Linked DNA regions of Homo sapiens: region 1 is linked to region 2. A link is a loop called in an ENCODE intact Hi-C map of the cell type or tissue named here. Cell type or tissue: K562. All regions are shown on one strand. Each heading gives the region's core, and the rest is flanking DNA. Links, peaks and the distances in the headings are about the cores only.

Region 1 (8,348 bases), core at 203-8,202, 290 kb before region 2:
TTTACATAATCTTCAACATCCCATCAGATAGGTATTTTAACACTCATGTTTCAGAAGAGGAAACGGAGACATAAGCTCATAGCCTTGTGCCTAGGTCAAGGGTGGTGATTCAAACCCAGGTTACCATCGTTCTGCAGCACCATTTTTCTAAAATCGTCATAACACTTCAATGGAATGTTTCTCTCTCTCTGAAATTTTCTGTAGTTTACCCTGATTAGGTCACAAAAGCATCCTATGAAAGATCTCTGGACATTTAACTAGAGACAAATGCTCTGTTCCCAACATGGGCAACAGTGTGGTCAAGGCAGAGAGATAGAAGTGCTTGGCCTGGAGCTGGCAAATTCCCTTGGAGGGAGGGAGGGACAGCGGATGCCCCTGGGAGGAACTCCACCCAAAGGCAGGCTGCCCCCAGGGTATCTGACCACACCACCAGGGAGAAAGGCATTTGCTGCCGCCCACAGACATCTGGCTTCATAACACTTCTCAAGGCCAACATTATTTTTAAAATCGCTATTATTTGAAAGAATCACACCTTCCAACATTTTAAATTTAGAGAAGAGTGAGATGTGTAACTGCCCTGTTCCATCCTTGCTCACCACCTCACTTATGTACTCTCCATAAGATGAAGAGAGTGAACTATTGTCCCCTGTAGAACCTCCATTTATGAGTCTGAATTCTTTCCTGAATGAACTTGAAGAGAAAGCAAAGACTGAAGAAGGGGTGTTGCCATTAGGAAGCAAAGATCCCCAGAACCTTTCTTTGATCAGGAGGACCCTTGGGGGCTCATGTTTCCTTATGGAGAAGCATGGTTACTTCCAAAGGCCACAATTTTTGTTGGTTTTATGGTATCTGCTGCCCAAAATTAATCAGATTCTTTCTAAACATAGCAAGTACATTTTCAACTCTTAACAACGTGTGATATTCATTGAGCTCTGGTTACATTCCAGGTACTCTATAGGCTTTTACATGTGTCATTTCACTTCAAGCTCAAGATTGCCCTGTGGCGTACCAGCAATACCTCCATGCAGAGATGGGGAAGCTGAAGCTTCAACATGTTATTACCTTACCCAGCCAGTGAAAAAGTGGTAGAGCCGGACTCAAGCCCACACAACCTGACTCCAGAGCCTTGAAGCACTACTTTATAGTATAAGACAATGGCCAGGTGCAGTGGCTCATGCCTGTAATCCCAACAGTTTGAGAGACCAAGGTAGCAGGATAGCTTGAGGCCAGGAGTTCAAGACCAGCCTAAGCAACAAAGTGAGACCCCCCCTCTCTTGCAAATTAAAAAAAAAAAAATTAGCTGAGTGTGATGGTACACGCCTGTAGTACCAGCTACTCAGGAGGCTGAGGTGGGAGGATCGCTTGAGCCCAGGAGATTGAGGCTGCAGCCATGATCATACCACCGTACTCCAGCCTGGGTGATAGAGCAAGACCTTGTCTCAGAAAAATAATAAAAATAAAATAAATAAATGAATGAATAAATAAATAAAATGTATTGGCTTCTGAGAGAACACATGTAAAAACGTAAGTAAATAAAAATAAAAAAATAAAAAATATATAAGACAAACAAGAATTTTGGGAGGAGAATAAAGGCAGAAAAGACAGGCAGGAAGAAATAATCTAATTCATCCTCCTTTTGGACATGATTAAGAGACAATCCCTAAAGAAGAGCAATTGTGTTCCACGGCATATGCACCAAACCCTGTGACGAAAACATTGCTAATGTCATTTGTCACAAACCGCTTAATACTCCTTTCTTCTTCCCTACTTTTTGGAGATAATAGTTTTTTTCTCAAATGAGGTTTCTAACCAACAAACAACTCTTGAAAAGTATGGTTTCGAAGGCTTAAAATTGCCTAAAAAGCTACCAGAAATGATCAAGTAAAATAGAATGTCAATGTATGATGCTGATTGTGGGCTATTTCAGGGTGGGGTCCCCATGTCTTGTTCAGTTTTGCATCTTCAGTATACCTTTCAGTGGGTGAGCTAGGTGATCAATTCTATGTGGTGTCTTCTCTACTGAGTCCTCAGGACACAGCACAGCCCCTACCACAGAGCAGGTGCTCAACAAACATTTATTGAATGGATCAATTCACTGTTCCATGTTGAATACATAAACTGTATTGAATAGAAAAAACTCATTTAATAAATAGGGCAAATTATGGGTTTTCACTTCTATTCTACACTGTAACTACACAGTATATATGTACCTCTCCTTTGTTTTGAAAGTGGCACAAAAGTGAGAAATCCAGTTTCAAAACACTTCACAGCAAAGGAGAAAAACATAAGAAGTGGAGACAACAGAGAGTTGATGAAAATTCCTAGGAAAAGTAATTTCAAAGATTCAATATAGAAATGATCCCAGGATATCATGGTTTTATTTTCATCAATTGTTTTATTTTGAGAGGAAAAGATTGTTCTTCTAACTTCTATAAACATGCCCCTACCAAAATAGAATGTTTCTTTGTATGGCTTTGTGACTGTCAGAGAGCAAAGAAGGAAATGTGATGAATTTTGACAGAGAATAATAATAATAATAATAACCCTTTTATTTATTCTTTAGTACCCTCTCTGGAAAAGGGCATATATACTAAGAATGGCATAAAATGACAAATATAATGACACTGTAATTTCAAAGAGTGCAAAATGTTAAAAACTTGATAACCATTGTAAAACAGCTTCATAATTAAATTTATATTGAAAATGTCATCACTTTTTATCTATATATTAAAGATATGAAATCAATTTTTAAAGTATTTAAAAAATAATTCCACATATATATTTGTTTCACCTGATATGCACAGTTGTGCAATTTTGCTTTTATGTTGCATGAAGTATTTCATTATATAAGCTAATTTCAAATATTGTTAAACTAAAAGCTTTACATTATTTTTATGTTCACTTGCTAAACGTTCAAACATAGCCACATTAAAACAAACCATTTCGGCTTTCAGCCATCTATTTTTAAATTTTAAGTCATTTTTTTTTTCTAGGCTGCAAAAGTGTATTACCAAATAAACTGACAAAACATCTCAGCAACTAACGTAAATGTGCAATTTTAATGCCTTCTAATCACACAAATCAATATGAGATTTTTGTACTTGTGCATGACCTTCTTCAAATTATGCCCCCATTTTGGCTGAATCAGAACGAGTGTGGGCCATTTGATAAAAAACCCTAAGTGTGTGAAATAAGAGCCCTCGCTTCTTCTGCCAGACTCCTCTTGACAGAAAGATGATAGAAGCATCACATCCCTGGGAGAGTAAATGCAAACTGACAAGAGATGAGCCTTTAGATGTTGAATATAATCTTGAATTGTGCTTGAAGTGTCTTATTATCTTGTCTTTTGATGTCTGAAGGGGTGGCTCATTGTTAGAAAAAGGAAAACCCTCGTGCATCTTTGCCATCTTTAAAAATTGTTTGGCCTTTAACAACTGCTTTTCCAACTAATGTCCATTTCTCCTGACAATAAATATGGCAGGTCGTCGGCAAGTGACAAACAATTTACTTTACATGCCACACTTTTATGGGTTTTGAGAGCTCATGTGGAAGTATTTTAAAAAGCCCATAGAAATTAGCAGTATTACAAATGTTAAGAGGACTGAGCTCTCCGTGCAGATACTGATGTGAAGTTACTCATCGTGGTTATTTCCTGCTGTTTCTGGTTCTATATCTCACTGGTGCCAGATTCAAAATTCAAGTTCTTTATTTATCATTGACTAAAAATAGCCAGAGAAAATGAAAGAGCAACAATCAGTTCTGACAGATTCCATAAAGGAAATGCATGAATACAGATTTCCAACACACATTGCAATATTCAGAATGGTATATTAAAAAATGCTTATTTCTAAGTAGGAGATCAAGATCAACAATGGGCTTGCTGCATTTTGCCTTTTATCTAAGAATCTTCGGCACGTTTTAATTTTTGCTGCCACTTTGGGTACCCCTTACCCTTTGCATCTACCATTTGTTTTGTGGTTCTTGTTTTAACTTAAAAGTTTAATGATGTTCCTGGTCAACAGGATTTCTTAGCGGCTAAATCACAGTCCTGCTAGTTTTCTGTCACCCAGCCAGATTTTGTGAAAGCTTTCAAGATCTTTTCTCAGACCTCTGTCACTCTAAGAATCCATAAGAATTCTCAAAAGGACCATAAACCGTTACAGGGTTCAGGTTATTGTATCATTATAAAAACATATTGATACTCTACAGATGACAAGACGTGTAGCCACCATTCTAGGCTACTGCAACCACCTCGATGCCATCAGCAATCTCCAATGTGACCAGCTCTTTTTTTGTAAGCAGGCAGCTGTAGACATTAATTCCTTTTAGAACACGAGGCATAATTTTTAACACTTTTCTGATGGCCTGCAGATTCCAGTTGGCTTGTTAGAAAATTACTAGGAGTACAGGATATAATTAATGGGAGAAGTAAATATTCAAACTAGAGCAAAGAAATCAACTAGGCTACCTGAAAATTGGAGCAATTTCTTGGGTAAGGCTTAAGACTAAAACCTGCCTTCATCTTAGGAATCAGAATAAAATGAGCCAATCAACACTTAAAACAGTGACATATGTTCCTTCCAAAAGTTTGTGAAAGTTTTCCCTCATAACTGAGAGGATCCTTGTTCTGGATATTTACCCATTCATAGATTATAGAATAGTGTATGGATTTAATTAAATGGATCCGTTGAAATAGGAGTTTCATGCAATATTTTTTGCATGCTTCTCCTTTTGCAAATAGCAAGCGTCCTTTCTGACACATTTCTATTTTGCAATATTTTGGGAAATGATGTAGGTATATTGAAAAAAATGCCAGTTTTGATGAAGTGCATTTCACTCCCCACATGACTTCCATGTGTATACATTTTTAAATACAGGAACATGTGGGTTTCCATTTGACTTTTTATTCTCCTTTACCCTGGGTCAATTTGAGCAAAAAGTCATGTGCAATAATAATTTTTCATGCTTTTAAAACAGCTTCAAATATTTGCATTTTTAAATCATATTAACCCCTTAGCTTCTCTTCTGCTTTGAGAGTGATGATTCCCTCCTGCAGGAAGTCACCCCAAATCATTAATTTGTAAAAATAAATCTTGCCATATTGGTATTAAAAGACAAATCACCACATATGTGGTCATGAAGAACTGCAAAAGGAGATTAATAATACCACATTAATAGTAAATGTTTAAAATATGATTTCTTTATTGTACACCAATCACTCACTCTACCTTGATATATAGGCGCATATAATCCTTACAGGAATGTGTAACAAAAAATTGTGCTTAATAACTATTGAATAAAATGCCTTTGACTTAAAAAAAGAAAAGGATAAATATTTATATTGTGATATATGTCTATCCCAGAAATAGACAAATATTTAGATTCCCAATATTTAGATCCCAAGAGTCTTCCCTAGCTTGGGTAAGTTGGTATGCTTTAAAAATACATATATTTTCTATAAGTCAAGTTGTCCAAAAACCCCAGATTTCTTTACTGAATTAAACTGCGCAAATCCTGAGGAATCTTCTTGTCTCCCGTGCTCAGTAAATAGCAGCATCGAAGAAGACACTGGAACTTGGATTCTAGCCCAAGTATAGCTGAAGCAATACTACAGTATAACTAGTTTCCCTTTTTTGGTAAGCTATTAATTTTGATAAATTTATCAGGGAACTATTTTTTAAATATACAGGAGAAGTACATTTGAATGATGGATGGATAGCATGAACTAAAAGAAAGCTTATTATTATAAATAAGTCTTTGTTAGTTTTATAATAGAGAAAATACATACATACTACAGATTCAGTAAGACAATTTGAAGCATTATATGTGCATGAAGAAAATATGGAGAAAAGCAGACCATAGACACACACAAATATTTTATACAGATAGCATTACACTTTTTTCACTGTGCACTCACAGTGCCTAAGAAAGAAAATATAGGGAAACAAAAATAAAGTATGGAAGTGGTAAGGAAATGGATAAATTTGCATTGCTATTTTAAAACACTGTGTTAATATCAGTCTTTAAATATGAATTTCTTGGCTTTCACAAACTTCTGTCATAATTATGCTTTTTTTCTCATTAATAGGATGAAATTAAAGAAATACAAAATATTTGGAAGGTACATCAGTCAATCCCAAGAAACACTAATTATTTTACAGGAAAAGATGAAACACTAAGAAAACTACTTAATGCCAAACAATATATGGCAGGATACACGTATTCATTAAATTGTGAAACTGTTTCATGTTGGCTATCATTGGGACATCATAAGTATCCTAAAAATACCTTCATATTCTACTTCATTTGTGAGCTAAACTAACAGGTTTTATTTTGGTTATTTACTAAGAACATTTTTAACCATCTTAATGAATGCAGATTTCATTATACAGTCCCATTTTCAAATGGTCTTTTGTATAGAAAATCTCTGAAGCATTTAGTTCATGTATAATTATATTACTTAGTTTCTCTAATTATAATCTGATCATTTTCCCCTTATATTTTCAAATAGTTTTAATGGCAGTGTGGTCCTCCAATAATAGTGACTTGCTTTGACTATTAGTTATATTGTTCCAGGTAGCTAATTTTTTAATTTAAAAAAAATCACAATATATTCTTGTTACATATAAGACCTTAAAATCACTTAAGAAGGAAAAACTATAAGAGAAGTTTGGGCATGGATTTTCTTTTCCATCCTCAAATAAAATATAGACATTCATATAACATACTAGGAAATTTTTTAAAGTGGAAGCTAATTATTAAGAAGCGATCTTGGGGGTATGCATCTTGGTTAGGTAGTTTTAAAAAATTATCCTGGAATACTTATAAAACAAAGTTAATTTCCATTTCTCTGCGAATGACAAACTTTCTTTAGCCTCAAGAGATCTAATGTTATTCTTTCTGACCTCTGCATTCACACTAAAAGGGCTTAATCCATTTTTGATAGCTCATAAAGTGTCACAGCACAGAGTAGGAGATGTCTCCAAACAAGTCCACCCTTGTTTCCTTTTTATGAAATCTGACTTTGACAATCAGGAGGTGAAAGTTTACATTGAAAAGATTAAGAATCAGATCAACATGTTTAATAATCGACTTCATCAGAAGCCCCCATATTGTCAAAGCACAGATACTCCTTTATGAATAAATATTACTTGAAGGTATTCCCAAAGAAAAGCCCAGTGTTGATAGATTTAGAAGCTCATTCAGAGTCATAGCATGACAAAGTATATGTTCAACTACAAAATACCATATAAAAAATTAAAACAAATTATGCTTACTTGTTTCTCAAAGAAAAGACATTTGAAATTTAAAAAGATAAACATTTAAAAAGTAAGACTGAAATGGCATGAATAAAAGAAAAGCTGAACAAAAACACCAGCTAAGTACAGAACCCAGGAAGACAACAAACAAGAAAATTCCAGAGCCAGGCTGGATATTAAAGAGAAACCCATCCGCTGGAGAATGGCAACTGTTACTATGAGCTTTCTCTAGCTACCTCTGCCTTTGGATATTTTTTAAAAATTTATTAACCTGACAGCGGGAAACTTTATACAGATTGCCCCCTGACAGGGTGCCAGTTTGGTATAAACACTTTGCTATCTTTTTCTTTAGCATAAAAAATCAAGAAACATGTTAAATGGAGCCAGGTGCATATTTGGGCAAATGTGCCTGCTTCTCCGATTGCCTCTGCATTCCCAGGGAAGGCCTGAATAATCAGGGCAGCCCAGTAGCAGAACTGAACCTTCTACCCTTCCTCTTCACATTTACTTTCTCTTTAATGTGTGAATGTCTGATGTATTATTAATCCCCAAATATAAACCAGCAAGGTCGTCAATCAAAGAAAGTGCCAGTTCTCTCACAAATTAACTGTTGGCTGTCTCATAACAAACAAGGTCCACTTGAAACGGTCAAGTGAAATCTCAACGTTGAAGTGGGAGAAAAACGTATTTGGTCAATTCTTGAGAAGGGGAATGCTAGCTGTATAATTAAAGCAGGTAATTAAGAGCGAAAGCAATCTTCTTAAGGGCTGAGCCTTGGGAGCTTGAATCTGGAATGCACCTCTATTTATTAATTATGACATAAACTGGGCTGGGTGAACTACAAAAACACTGTAATACCATGTAACCTTTAAGTCAGAAACATCCAAGACATTCAAGAGACTAAAATGGGATCATTTAAAGGAGGGATGATGTACAGATTAATCTCATTTCTAATACCTTATTTCCTGTTGTTTTTAGGACCGTTTAATGACAACAACAAAATATAAGAATTACAGTAATCAAAATAAAAGGGGAGAAAAAAGTAAAACCATATCAGTATTTTGACTTGCTAATGTGCTACCATGGAGT
Region 2 (8,348 bases), core at 322-8,321:
CTTTATGCCAGTACCCCTTTTAGGTTTCAAAGCCACTAATTTTTCTGTAATTAGTTATGGGATGGCAGATGAACTACAAATGCTCCTCAATTTACAGTTGAGGTTGTCCTGATAAGCCTATTGTAAGTTAAAAATATTGTTAAGTCAAAAATGCATTTGATATACTTAACCTACTGAACATCACATCTTAGCCTAGCCTACCTTAATTGTAGTCAGAACACTACAGTTAGGCAAAATCATTTAACACAAAGCCTATTTTATAATAAAGCATTGAATATATAATGTAATTTATTGAAGACTGAAAGTGAAAAATTTAATCATTGTATAGGTACCATCATAAAGTTGAAAAATCATTAAGTCAAATAATCATAAGTCAAAGACTGTCTACTCTTAAAACTTTGGTTTGGGGTTCTTTCCCTTTAAAAAGCCATTATATATCATCATTCTTTAAGGAAAACCTGTTTTTATTCCCAGTACAATCAAAGCACCCTAGGGTAATACAAGCAAATTATTTCCACTTACTACAGAAGATATATATATATATGAATGAGATATATCTATCTATCTGTATATATGGAGGGGTGTGTGTGTGTGTGTGTGTGTGTATGACAAAACAAGTCTTTTAAAAGTGTGATAATAGTTTGTGATTTAGAATAATTTATTTAAAAAAGCCATTATAATTTATTTTACTTATGTTAAAGGCTTTAGAAACATGTAACTGTGTCCGCAATTTAATGACTTGTAACATACAAACTTTGATTTATTTGGATCCATTAAATTTTATCATGTAAATATGTATTTACTAAGTACTAAAAAGTACCATTTTCTTGATAAACTATAATGATCTGTTTGCATATGGTTAAATGGAGATTTTCAAAATGTGTATCAGCTTGGTGTGGTTTGCAGAAATCTCCAGAGAATTTCCTTTTTCTACATGTTGTGTGGTATGTACTTGTAAAGATTATTTATGCTTCATGTTTTTGACATTAGCGTGTTTTGTTTGTTTTGAAATAGATTTATTTAGTTGAGGTATTTTAGGATGTATTTTTCTAATTTCATTAAGAAATATATCTGATGTTAAAAACTAAAGGCATTTAGAAGGTTACATTAAGAAAGGAGGACTTGTGAAATGATCACTTTCATTTTGAAAGTGTTCGCAAATTTTTAGGAGGAGCTGCTCTTTTTGTAACTGAGTTATAGAGGTTTATATCTTTGAAAAATGAGATAACTACATTGGCTCAGTAGCTACTTCAATCCTTTCAGCTGCAATTTTAAACTAGCAGCAGAAACTAGGCAGAACAATTTTGAAAAGCCCAACATTTAGCAAATGGTTATAACCTTGCAATAATCATGTTATAGATATCAAGATCCCTCCTCTGTTGAGAACAGGTGGCAGATCACATAGGGGGAAAAGAGAATAAAGACATATGTCAGATAACTGAGAGGTTATGACTTTCTGCCTTTAAGAAATAATTTAATCTTCAAAAAATTGGAGCAAAGACTAGCCAAATGAAGGTGTAATGTGGAATAAAGACATTCTTAACCCTTAAGAACAGTGATCTCTAGACTGACAGCCAAATAAATCGTTGGAATTATATGCCACCTTCTACAAACAATGGGTTAAAGTGGCACAGAGACTAGAGGAACTAAGTAGAAAAATAGAGGACCACTATGAGATATTCGTGAAGTCATAAGAAAATTTGAGAGAGATGTCTATTAATATTTAATAGTTCTTTAATCTTATTACAATTTTTGATTCCTATAAAAATTATTAAAGTAATTAGAACATACTTTTCAAAGTATGCAACATACATTGCAGAACATAGCAATGTAACAGAAGAAACCCTGAAACTGTAGTTTGACAGCTATTTCCTTTTCAAAGTTCTGGCTTCTTAGGTGTTCAGAGATAGCTCTTTATCCACCAGGGACTAGGACTAGGAGGCTATAGTTCTGTCTGGCATAAACTTTTATTTTAGGTTTTCAAGGTATCTTCTTAGTAGTTGAATGCCATAGCTGGATTTATGGACTCCAGTGCTTGACACATGAGCATAAAAAGCTTATTCCATATTCTGTTTTGTTTCCATCTTGAAAAAAAAAAAAGAGAAAGCACATCTCTTAAAAGTGCCATTGGAGAGAGCTTTCAAACACGTGAACCAATGAATTTTTTTTGTAAGTGTAACCTTCTTTTGTAGCAAGAATTTTAATACAGGAGCATGGCAAATGAAGTTTCTATTTTAGAAATAAATCTGTCAAGTGAATGTTGTCTGGATTTTTTTTTTTAATTGTCCAGCTTTCCCTGTCAGCAGGTAAGCTTTAGCTTCATAGGACCTTTACTTTTGAACACTGAAATACACTTTATAATAACTGGTTCTACTACTTTGACAAATCATTAAATTGTCGCGATGCTGTTTGCAGTGGAGTTCATTTTTAGAAATCAGATAGTCAGCTGTTTGGCGTTACGGTGGGATAGAATGAGGGGACCTGGCCGCAGGGGCAAGTTGCTTTGTAAGCTGGAAAATGTCAGTCAGCAAACAAGGAAAGGACTGGAGTGAATGAAATGAGGAAAATTTGAAATGGCAAATTTTACCTGAAGGACAGAGATGGTAGTGTCAGCCAGCTTCTATAAGCTTCCAGCAGTGGTCTGCAAATAATAAATTGGATTTTGAATCCTTTTTGAGGGAGGATTCAATATGGGAAGCTTTTTATAAAACTGTAAATATTTAAAAAATTATTATTAAGATTGTTTTTAAATTTTATTTCTTTTGCCCATGTTATCAACATTTTTATTTTTTTCTAGCTTTATTGAGGTATAATTGACAAATTAAAATTTTATATTATATATATATATAAAATATACATATATATATATTTTTGTATTTTTAGTAGAGACGGGGTTTCACTATGTTGGCCAGGCTGGTCTCAAACTCCTGACCTCGTGATCCGCCTGCCTCGGCCTCCCAAAGTGCTAGGATTACAGGCGTCAGCCACCATGCCCAGCCAAATTATACATATTTAAGTTATACAATGATGATTTGATATATACCAAATGTATTTAGTATTTATTGTGAAGTGATTGCCACGTTCAAGCTAATTAACATTATCAGTTGCCTCACATAGTTACCATTTCTTTGGGGATGAGAATACTTAAAATCCATTGGTAAATTTTAAGTATTTAATATGGCATTATTAAATATAGTAACCATAGCGTACATTAGATCCCCGAATTTATTCATCTTAGAACTGAAAGTCTGTGCCCTTTTGGCCAGCATCTGCCAATAGCTCCCAGTCCCCTGGCTACAAATCTTTTTAGAATCTAGATAATCCGGTGAGCCTTTTCTTACCACTGCCATCCCTAAACATGAAGTGTAGGAGTGCTTCCTCGTGTGTTTGTTCATCTTTGGGTCAGATTGGAGCTGGGGTTTTGGTGGCTAGAAGGGTTTTGACATTAGCAGTTCCTCTCTGTCTCCTGTCCAGTGTTTGGATCTCTAGGATAGTATTTCCGCAAGTTTTCAGATGCTTGATTGTAGCCTTCTACCTGAAACTTCTTCCCACATTACTTACCATTGTAGTTTTCAAGTGAATCGTCTGAACATTTTTAAGAATTAAAATTAAGGCTCCCTAGTTAATTCACAGTTACACCACAGGCAGCCACCAATCTAACGGTTGCACGTTGAGGCATTGTAAATACATACCTTTATTTATTCTAGGTACTGTGTTGTAAATTGTGGTCTCATTCCTAGAAATGTATTTCATGCTGTCATCAATGTACCAAAATTGATTAAAAACCATTGATTAGCAGGAAGTAAAACACAAATGTAACCTTCACAAGCATTTTTTTAGATATGAAAAACCAAGCAATAAAATAGCTCTACTGTTTAAAGTATTTTTCGGTGAGTTTTCCTATGTATACTAAGCTATCTGAGGCTAAAAATAGAAATATAATGCTTAAATAAAAATCATTTTCAGTCGGAAAAACAGGTGTTCTTCATTGCTGATTGCTTTTTTGATGTCAATATGTAGGACTCCCAGAGTATTTGAATGGTATCTACAGCGGTCAGGGTGGGAGAGTTGGGTCCATAGCAACTTCATTTTCCTTTATGATTCCCATTGTCTCATATCCATCAAATGCCTGTTAAAAAATATACTTTTTTCTTTAATGAGTTCAGCTAACTTTTTCATATATTTCCATACTGATTGTAGCTTTCCCCTGAACTCTGATGTTAAAACTACCATCTCTCTTCCTTATAACCATCTTTTGCTCCTTGCTGATAATATCTTCTTTTGCATATGGAGAGTCCTGTGCTTATTCTTAAGTATTTTGAGCAAGGACTGCAAGTGTCATTGCCAGTTCAGAGGTGTTCATTAGATATTCTTGTGGGATTTAACATCAGCTGATTCATTAACACAGAGGTTCTCTTTCTCTCTTTTGCTTTAAGAGAAGGCTGTATAAAGCAAGGGGTCACAATTGCAGTCATTGTTAGTTGGTGTCGTGGTACAAACTAAATCACAGTCATTTCACAGGAGTATTTGGTTTGAATCTGCTTCCTGAATACAACCTTGTGTCATGCTTCATGTTAGGTGCTGTGTGTACACAGGATCTTGATTTCAGAAATGGTGGTAGGCTTCCAAAAGCATATAGATAGGATGGTGTAGGTAGAATATAGTTAATAAGACCATTAGTCAGAATAGTGACTTGACAGGAAAATGAGTGTATTTGTATATTCACATACAACACTATGGGGTAAATTTACAGTCCTTTATTTGTCTTTAAGCCTTTTGGATCCCCCTCGACCTGTATGGTTTGTTTGTTTTCCTTTTAATTTTCTAACTCAGTTTCAGCCAATTTTCTTGATATTTGTAACAGTGAAAATTGGTACAAGCTGTCTAACAATAGTGAATTAGCTGTGTCAGTGCCCTGCGGCCAAAGATCACCAGGAGTACCCCATATGGTTTTAGGAAGATGTTAGAAGAATTGTAGGATTTAGGCTGGTGTGAGGTGATTTTGGGGAGGTTTAAGGCATCAGGGCTTTGCTCTAGATTGGATGCTGTCATGAAGCATGAGTAATTCTACAGCTGGGCATTTTGATAAATCTTATCTAGAAGGAGAAAAGCCTAAGCCAAAGCCAAAGTCATAACTGGTAAAGAAGCAGCAGTCTGTCATTTTAGCCAAAGTGGGAGGTGTTTGGTCATTGCCACGACTTGGAAAATGTTCATGTCTTGTTTGCATTCAGACATGATTATGGAGTGGTCTTGCTTCTGTCCTGGTCCTTCATGGTCATGGAGTGGCCTCGGCTGATGTTGGTTTTGTGTGAAATTGTTTATATTCATCAAGAGAACATCAGAGCCCTGCTGTGGGTGCCAGGCTAGCTTCTGGTTGTCAGCTTTTCTCTTTCTCAGTTGGAATAAATAAAATTCTCAACATTTGTTAGATTGCTTCTGTTGAGGTACTTTTCTAAAATATATGTATGGTCTGATTATCCTTTTCTGTAGAAATAAAATTATGTATGTAGATGTATTCATGGAAGGCTGTACACCAAATTATTAACAATATTTGTGTCTGGGCAGGATTATGAATGTTCTTTCTGACCTTCATTGGCTTTTATTTACTTTTTTGTAGTAAGCATGCATTATTTTTATAATAATAAAAAGTAAAGGAATGTTTAGAGTAATCTCAATTATTTTAGATCTTGTTTTAACTTATCACTGTACATCATATGAAATTCCCTACATTATTGATGTCTATTCTTAGCTCAGTGTTATTGAATAGTTGCATAATATTCTATCTTATGGATCTATTTGATTTTCTTAACCATTCTTCTGTCTTTGGACCTTTAGGTTATATCCAGTGTTTGGCTGTCATAAATCATGATGTGGTGAACCTTGAAATCTTTGGCCTTTCATCTGTTCCTCTGAATGTTTTCCTACCATTGATTCTTAGGATTGGAATTACTGAATCAAAGGTTATGATAATTTTTTAGGCATTTAATATGTGTTGCCAAGTAAAATTGTATTCCAGAAAACTTACACCAGTTTACATCAGCTATGTGTGAGTACCTATTTTACCACATGCTCATTGCCAATCTGATATATAAAGATACTCCATTTTTCTATTTTATAGTATATTTGAATTTTTAGTGATTTTGAACATTTTTATTTATTAGCTAGTTCTGTAGCTTCCTTTGTGATTTGTCTGATTGTATTCCTTGCTCAGGGCAGCTTTTAATATTACCATAGAAGCCAGGACAATGAAGGCTGTCCACTTGATATTTACTGTCAGTTTGAGCACAAATTATTGCTGCTTACTGAACAGCCTGCAGCCTTTTCTCCAATTTTGGCCAAATCTGGAATAATTATTGTTGTTCCCAGGGAGGCATTATATAGGAGTCTAAATGAGGCTTTAGAGTAGACCCTGAAGTGTGTAGAGAGGATGAACATATGTTACCATGTAGATGTGAGTCTGCCCCAAAACCATCAGTTCTGCCACTTCCATGAAAGCTATCAATGCTGACCAGTGTGTCCAGTTAATGCCAGTTTTTCATAGAGATGGTAAGAAAGTGGATTATAATGCTTGAAATTGGGTTCATTTGACTCATTTTCTTCTGCAGATAGTCTCCTGATTTTTTTTTTTTTCAACTTTTGGGCTTTACTTTGTTTTTGTTTTTGTTTTTTTGAGACAGACTCTCACTCTGTTGCCAGGCTGGAGTGCAGTGGCGCGATCTCGGCTCACTGCAATCTCTGCTTCCCAGGTTCAAGTGATTCTTCTGCCTCAGCCTCCCGAGTAGCTGGGACTACAGGCGTGCACCACCACGCCCAGCTAATTTTTGTATTTTTAGTAGAGACGGAGCTTCACCATGTTGGCCAGGATGATCTCCATTTCTTGACCTTGTGATCCGCCCACCTCAGCCTCCTGAAGTGCTGGGATTACAGGCGTGAGCCACTGCGCCTGGCCTGTTTTACTTTGAATTGTGTGAAGGGCTTGTTCAAATACATAAACCCGTGTTTTCAGGTAACTGTCTGCATTATTCAAGACTTAGCAATTTTGCATCTCTTTTTGATATACTCACTGTGCAAGGATTTTCACCAGTCATCAGTGATTGAGATTATATGTAGTTAAAGTTAGAGATATTTGTTCATTGCAGAGAACATTAATTCAAGTTTAATCACCCAGTGGATGACTTTTCTGTTATCTCTACCCTGATGCTGAGGGTGTTTGACCTTGGGCCCAGCCCGGAAAATGTATCCTCAGATAGCTGCAAACTGAAAAACAGACTCAACGTGTTTGGTATGAACAGCCAGCTCTATTAAATCTGTGGGATCCATATGGAAGATTTTTTTTAAGTGGTAAAATTACTTAGAAAGTGTCCTAGTCATTTCTGAAATCGCACTTGTAATTATGTGCTTGCATTTGCAGCAATTGCAGATTAGTAGTCTAAATAGGGGACTACCTCACATGCTGGCTTGATTGCCAAGCCCACATAGGTGTGTAGGTAGATACTGCATAGGTGGGTAGGTAGATCTTTATCTAGCTGTCATCTCTAGTTTTTTAATGCAAAGAAAGCTGCTCCTAAATGGCACGTCCGTTGTTTAACTTATTTTGTTTTCATGGAAGCTTTGCTTGGATTTCTTGGTTGCTGAATTGATCGTTACCTTATGTTGATACAGTGTTTTTTAAATTTCAGAGCATTGGTCTGTCTATATAGGTTTCGCAGAATTAACTGCAAGGGCATGTCCAAAGTCTGTGTTGCTAATGCAGGAACGGAAAACCAAATACCACATGTTCTCATTTGTAAGTGGGAGCTAAATGATGAGAACACATGGATACATAGAGGGGAACAACACACACTGGGGCCTATTGGAGGATGGAGGATGGGAGAAGGGAGAGGATCAGAAAAAATAACTAATGGATAGTAGGCTTAATACCTGGGTGACAAAATAATCTGTACAACAAACCCCTGTGGCACGAGTTTACCTACATAACAAACCTGCACATAAACCCCTGAAATTAAAATACAAGTTAAAAAAAAAAGTCTGTGTTGCATAGGAATGGTGTTTACTAAAATATTGTTTGTAAGCAAGTGGCATTTGAGTGGGCTCTAGGAACCCTTGTGCACAGAGGTTTTCCGTCGTACCAACATTTTGTCTATACTGAACTGGTTTTAAACATGTTAAATTCAGATAAAGGAGATTGAAGCATTATAACTTGTTCAGAAAATAACCACTGAATTTAAGGAAATAATATATTTGGGAAGTTCTCTTTTTCTTCCCACATGTTTATATTCTATCTTGATGGACACAGTAGAGCTGTTGGTGGTGTTTAGAGAAGCTGCGTGTTTGAAACTTTGGCACTA

What was found. A loop is a pair of places that touch in the nucleus more often than their neighbours do. Peaks named below come from ENCODE experiments on the same cell type or tissue, not always from the same donor. Only the 100,000 strongest peaks of a DNase experiment are listed, where the experiment ranks them.
Region 1: it touches region 2 in a loop (2.6-fold over the local background); 3 of 110 quality-filtered maps call a loop at or near these places.

Annotation. Positions count from the first base shown.
Region 1 is chr7:39,091,389-39,099,736 of GRCh38, reverse strand. All of the region lies in intron 2 of POU6F2 (POU class 6 homeobox 2), which reads right to left. Among named protein-coding and RNA genes, the nearest start is that of POU6F2-AS2, 82 kb to the right of the region's middle. In K562, for the core only: no CTCF peak of the experiment used is centred there; no DNase peak of the experiment used is centred there.
Region 2 is chr7:38,803,854-38,812,201 of GRCh38, reverse strand. The region is part of intron 7 of VPS41 (VPS41 subunit of HOPS complex); the gene reads left to right. Among named protein-coding and RNA genes, the nearest start is that of VPS41, 100 kb to the left of the region's middle. In K562, for the core only: no CTCF peak of the experiment used is centred there; a DNase peak (open chromatin) is centred at 5,011.